Linked DNA regions of Homo sapiens: region 1 is linked to region 2. The links are chromatin loops, found by intact Hi-C in ENCODE. Cell type or tissue: B cell. All regions are shown on one strand. Each heading gives the region's core, and the rest is flanking DNA. Links, peaks and the distances in the headings are about the cores only.

Region 1 (2,902 bases), core at 212-2,711, 66 kb after region 2:
GAACTTCCAGGAGTATGTCACCTTCCTGGGGGCCTTGGCTTTGATCTACAATGAAGCCCTCAAGGGCTGAAAATAAATAGGGAAGATGGAGACACCCTCTGGGGGTCCTCTCTGAGTCAAATCCAGTGGTGGGTAATTGTACAATAAATTTTTTTTGGTCAAATTTACCCTTGCGTCCTGGCTTCCGAATGATTTCTGTTCCTCCTTGGCTTAGTGGGACACCAGCCATTGGAAGATTTGCTCACGGTCAACCTCTGAAAATGACTCATTGACTCGCCAGGCCAGAGGACCCACCCTGACAAGGCTGCCTCTAGCACATAAGGTGCCTTTATGTGAATGAGGAGAGATGCCCCTCTTGGCAACGCCATCCTAAGGAAAGGCTCAAGTGGTTTCCAGTAGAGAGAGTCCTGGGATGAGCTTGGAGATGGAAATGGTCCCTGGGCCGGGATGTGATGGGGTTTGGGGGCCTGGAAGTGAGGCAGAGATAGTCCCAGAGGCTCCCAGATGTGTTTTGCTCTGGGTGTGGCAAGAGGGGCCCTGGGGTGGGGCAAGTCCCCTTTCTCATCACAGCGCAGGGGTTAGATAGGGCACATCTGAGATGCCTGAGGCTTGGCTCAGGGAGTTTCCTACACCAGTGAGGACGCTGTGTGACTGAGTCTACTGCGGCTGCCCAGGTCCCAGGTGGAGTGGGGGAGGCACACTCTTGGAGTGTGTCCCTGCATTCAGGGTGAGGGCTTTTTGTTGGAACGGTGGTCTGAGGAGCTGGCAGCTGCACCAACACGTGAACCACGGGGTGTTCAGTAATGGGGCGGGGTATCCCTGCAGCCTCAGCGTAATGACTCACCCGGCACTTCCACGGGATCCCAGCCTGGATCTCAGCCCCCATCAGAGAAGATGACTAATTGAATCATTGTCCATCATCTGGATTAGTGTTTTCAGGCAGAAGGGAAGAGGATAAGGAGGGTAAACGCTGTTTCCGGGTGATGCCACATCATTCAGCCTCTCTAGGCCTAGTCCGAGCTGGGCAAGTTTACCTCTAGCTTCTGGGGAAGAGATCTTGACTTTAGATGGAGACCACATCCTTCTTTCCCTCTCACCTCCCCACTTCCCTTGGGGGTCCAACTTTGTGGAATTAAGTTGTCTTCTGTCCCCACTGGGTGGGGATTGGTAAACAGCTGGGAGATGCACCTTCTTGGAGGCCCTCCTTCTCTATTGCCTCCCCTGCCCTGCAGGGAGAAGTCGCGCTGTTGGTTGCAAGAGACCGGGGGCCGAATTCCCTCTCTGCACAGCCGTGCCCAAGCCTTGGCTCTATTCAGCTCCCTCTGGAAAAGTACGCGCTCCCTAACCCCTCCCGCGCCCCTCTAGGTTCCCGCCCTACACCCCTTTCCTCCCCCTTTCTTCCAGTCCCTCTCCGCCTGCCTTCCAGTGGCTGACAACTTGGGGTTCGGAGCGAGCGCCCTCCTGTGGACAGAGAGCAGGGCGCTGCGGGGACAGTCGGGTTGGTTTTCTTGAGCCTCTGGCAGGGGCCCGCCGTGGGGCTGTGGCCTGGCAGTCAGGGGAGTCCTTAGGAAGAGGAAGACAGAATAGGGCGCCCCGGGAATGTCAGGGTAGGGGGATCCTTTAGCTCCCGGCAATCAGCCCTAGAATTAAGCAACTCAGCTTCACAATTGACACACCTACAATAAGCAAGTCCATGAGGGAAAGGCGGTCCCTTTGTAAAGACAAATGGAATCGGAACCCTGCGCCTCCCCTCCCCAACCTGCAGGGCTAGAAGACCTTCGTACAAATCAATGCTCCCTGAGGAGAGGGAAGAGGAGTTTCAGTGACAGGAAGCCCGCTGCTGCGGGGAGGGGATGCTCAGGCAAGGCCGTCTGCCGGGCGTTCCTGGGGAGCTCTGGTGGGTGGGCAGGCCACCGGTGCAGGAGAATCAACACAGGTGCACAGTCCATCTGCTCAGTAAACAGGCGTGTCCTTTCGTTTCTGCTTCTCCACAGTGGTGGAGGGGAAAGGGAACATGAATTTCAAGAATAAAACAAAAAACAAAACAAACAGCAAATCTTTAGGGGTATAATTTTTTAGGTTTTTTTTTTTTTTCTCGCAGGATAGGGGAGGGAAGCAGCATTTACAATGGAATATGGTAGGTGCAGCAGTCAAATGGTGGAATTGGGTGTGGAGAGGTGCATAGACTGGACGTTTTATTGCTCCGACCAATTTAAAGTTGGAATTGAATCCTTTCAGCTCACTGTTGAGTATGGTGTGGGCTTACAGGATGGGGAAAAGTTAGGATGTGAGCTGAGGGCTTCATGAGAGGTCACTTTGCTTCTCTGAAGGTTGAGCAGTGGGAGTGGCTCTAGTCTCTCCACTTCCTTCAGTTGAGGTCCTCCCATTACTGACATTAATCCTACAATCTAATCACCCTAACATTGGTGAAGCTGCAACAGCAGCACCACAGACCATCTCTGTAAACTGGGGCAGGCCCCAGTTAGGGGGTTTAGGACTGAGTCACAGGAAGTAGCTCTCTGTTTTTTGCCAAGCAAAAAGGAAATTGTCAAGAATAATGCCACCACCTTTGTATAGGACCACATTTTTATAGCAGCTTCATTTTTGTGAGGCACCTATCATAGCCATTGCCTCTTGTCATCTTAGAAGATTTGTGTGTAGTATGTATTATTTTATTTTAATTTTTTAGAGACTGTCTCTCTCTGTTGCCCAGGATAGAGTGCAGTGACACTATCATAGCTCACTGCAGCCTCCAACTCCTGGGCTCAAGTGATCCTCTCACCTCAGCCTCCCGAGTATCTAGGACTACAGGTGTACACCAACATGTCTGGCTAATTTATTTTTTGTAGAGATGAGGTCTTGCTGTTTTGCTCAAGCTGGGCTTGAATTCCTGACCTCAAGT
Region 2 (2,902 bases), core at 98-2,597:
TCCGGCCTGATATTTAGATTTAATTGAACATATATTTAGAACAGAATCTTAGCAGTTATATTCTAAAACGTTGCAATATGTAAAACACTTCAGAAACTGCACACTTGGCAATGATTTAAGCATGATGAAAAATCTTAGCTGTCAACCTGAAAAATGTGCAAGCCAGTACATAGTTTACGAAATTCCTTTAGGGCTCAAGAAAAGAACAATTCCTTTAGGGAGCACAGAAACAAACCTTGTGAAGACAGACTACTGCTTTAGGGAACAGCAGGGTCACCAGCAATGCAGAGTAGGTGCTACCTAGGAAGGCTTCCTAGAGGAGGCATGAGCTGGGCTGGAACAGAAGGCAGGAGAGGGGCAGGCCTGGAGGGGGTGAGGAGGAAAAAGGCAAAGAGCCTTCTAGAAGACAGAGCAAAGATGATGGTGCCAAGGCCTTGTGGTGGTGAAGGAGGTGGCTCCTCGAAGCCCAGGGGATGGGGGATCTCCTGGAAAATCCTGGAGGCAATTCAGGATAGAGCTGCCCTTCCTGCCTCCTCTCTCATTTTCCAGTCCTCAATACTGTGCCTGTTCCCTCTCACCCCACTCAGCATTCCCATCTTTCCTTCCAAAGGGAGAAGGGGCCAGATGTGGTTGCTCACGCCTGTAATTCCAGCACTTTGGGAGGCCGACGCAGGCAGATTGCAGGCAGATTGTCAGGAGTTCAAGATCAGTCTGGCCAAGATGTTGAAACCCCGTCTCTAATAAAAATACAAAAAATTAGCTGGGCGTGGTGGTGCACACCTGTAGTCCTAGCTACTCAGGAGGCCAAGACAGGAGAATCGCTTGAACCTGGGAGTTGGAGGTTGCAGTGAACCAAGATTGCACCACTGCACTCCAGCCTGGGTGACAGAGCGAGACTCTGTCTCAAAATAAATAAATAAATAAATAATAAATAAATAAAAGGAGTTGGAAACTGGTGAGAGAGGGCAATATTATCTCTGCATCAGAGACAAGAGAGAGACTCTCTTAGGAGGGGTGAGGGAACAGCTGCAGGCTGTTTGGGCCAGCCCCATCTCTGTCCCCAGGACCACTTCTGCTTTCTTGAGAGAAGATGGGCTTTGCTCCCCTCACTGCCCGCAGTACTTGGATGAAACCAGCCCTTCCACCCTACCAAGACTGTAGGACAGCTGGCAGGAAATGAGTATGTGTGTGATGCTAATTAGAAGCCTGTTGCTAGGGGGTTTAAGGGCTCTGGGGAGGAAGCCGAACTTCAGAGGAGGTCAGAGGACTGTAACAGCAGGCAGAGCTTTGGCTTCAGAGCCTGGAGCCACAGAGATCCCAAAGGAGAAAAAGCAGCCACTGGAGGGTCAGTGGGCTCAGCCTGTGGCCTCCCTCAGGACTGCTGGGGCAAGAGAAGGGCATGCCTCCCTTACCCAGGAGCTGTGAACCAGGTGCCTCCCTGAGCATATCAGGAGAGAGAAGAACCAGAAGCAGGTCTCTGTGGGGCCTCACAGTGGAGCAGAGAAGGCCTTTCCTCCGTCTGGGGTCCAGCGCTGGCCTGGCCCAGTGTCTGACCCTCTTGGGACTGAAGTGGTGGGTGCCCAATAAGTTGTGCCTGTCAAACCCATCTATAGCAGACCTGTCATTGTTTTTTATTTTTGAGACAGAGTCTTGCTCTGTTGCCCAGGCTGGAGTAGGGGTGTGATTACGGCTCACTGCAGCCTCGACCTCCCCAGTTCAAGCAATCCTCCTACCTCAGCCTCCTGAATGGCTAGGACTACAGGTGCAGGGTCACCATGCCTGGCTAATTTTCAAAAGTTTTCTGTAGAGATGATGTCTCTTTATGTTGGCCAGGCTGGTCTTGAACTCCTGGGCTCAAGTGATCTTCCCACCTTGGCCTCCCGAAGTGCTGGGATTATAGGTGTGAGCTACCGCACCTGGCCTCAGATCTATCATTCTTTAGGGTGAGAGCCTAGCTCATTTTGTCACATAGGGTAAGAAACCTGAAACTATCTGTGTCAACTTTTGTATTTTCTGTAAATTTGGTTTTATTTTACATTTAGATTCCTAGTAAAGTCCCTTTTGAAAAACTAAACATACTTTCTTTGTCCAGTGTTAAAAGTGTTGTTTTTCGCTCGGCATGGTGGCTCACACTTGTGAGCTCCCATCCCAGCACTTTGGGAGGCTGAGGAGGGAGGTTTGTTTGAGCCCAGGAGTTCCAGACCAGCCTGAAAAACACAGTGAGACTACACACACACACACACACACACACACACACAAACACACACACACACAAAAGTGGATTTCTTTCTTTTCTTTTTTTTTAGAGACAAGGTCTCACTCTGTCACCCAGGCTGCAGTGCAGTGGCATGATCCTAGCTCACCGCAGCTTCAAACTCCCTGGTTCAAACGATCCTCCTGCTTCAGCCTCCCAAAGTGCTGGGATTACAGGTGTGAGCCACTGCACCTGGCAAAAGTTTTTTTGAGACAGAGTCTCTCTCTATGGCTCAGGCTGGAGTGCAGTGGTGCAATCTTGGCTCACTGCCATCTACGCCTCCTGGGTTCAAGCAATTCTCCTGCCTCAGCCTCCAGAGTAGCTGGGATTACAGGCACCTGCCACCATGCCCGGCTGATTTTTTTGTATTTTTAGTAGAGATGGGATTTTACCATTATTGGTCAGGCTGGTCTCAAACTCCTGACTTTGTGAGCTGCCCGCCTCGGCCTCCCAAAGTGCTAGGATTACAGATGTGAGCCACCACGCCCGCCTGGCAAAAGTTTTAATGAGCACTTTCACATTCAAGGTTTTTTTGTTCCTCTTAACAACTGCAGTGAGATAAGTATCATGACCCACATTTTACACATGAAGATGTCAAGGTTCAGAGAGGTGATGTGACTCAGCCAAGGACTCACTGTTGATGATCAG

What was found. Hi-C counts contacts between places; a loop is a spot of excess contacts. Peaks named below come from ENCODE experiments on the same cell type or tissue, not always from the same donor. Only the 100,000 strongest peaks of a DNase experiment are listed, where the experiment ranks them.
Region 1: it touches region 2 in a loop (7-fold over the local background); 6 of 110 quality-filtered maps call a loop at or near these places.

Annotation. Positions count from the first base shown.
Region 1 is chr1:153,531,864-153,534,765 of GRCh38, reverse strand. LOC124904423 (a long non-coding RNA gene) reads right to left here and starts at 1,324. Exons shown (of 2, transcript XR_007066630.1): 1 at 845-1,324. S100A6 (S100 calcium binding protein A6) reads left to right here. Exons shown (of 3, transcript NM_014624.4): 3 at 1-167. The coding sequence ends at 70. RefSeq lists an enhancer at 739-1,033 and a cis regulatory region at 2,210-2,537. In B cell, for the core only: a CTCF peak has its summit at 1,461 (motif pointing left); a DNase peak (open chromatin) is centred at 1,455; H3K27ac peaks cover 447 bases.
Region 2 is chr1:153,597,292-153,600,193 of GRCh38, reverse strand. No RefSeq gene overlaps it. Among named protein-coding and RNA genes, the nearest start is that of S100A16, 14 kb to the left of the region's middle. In B cell, for the core only: no CTCF peak of the experiment used is centred there; a DNase peak (open chromatin) is centred at 1,143; H3K4me3 peaks cover 460 bases; H3K27ac peaks cover 2,050 bases.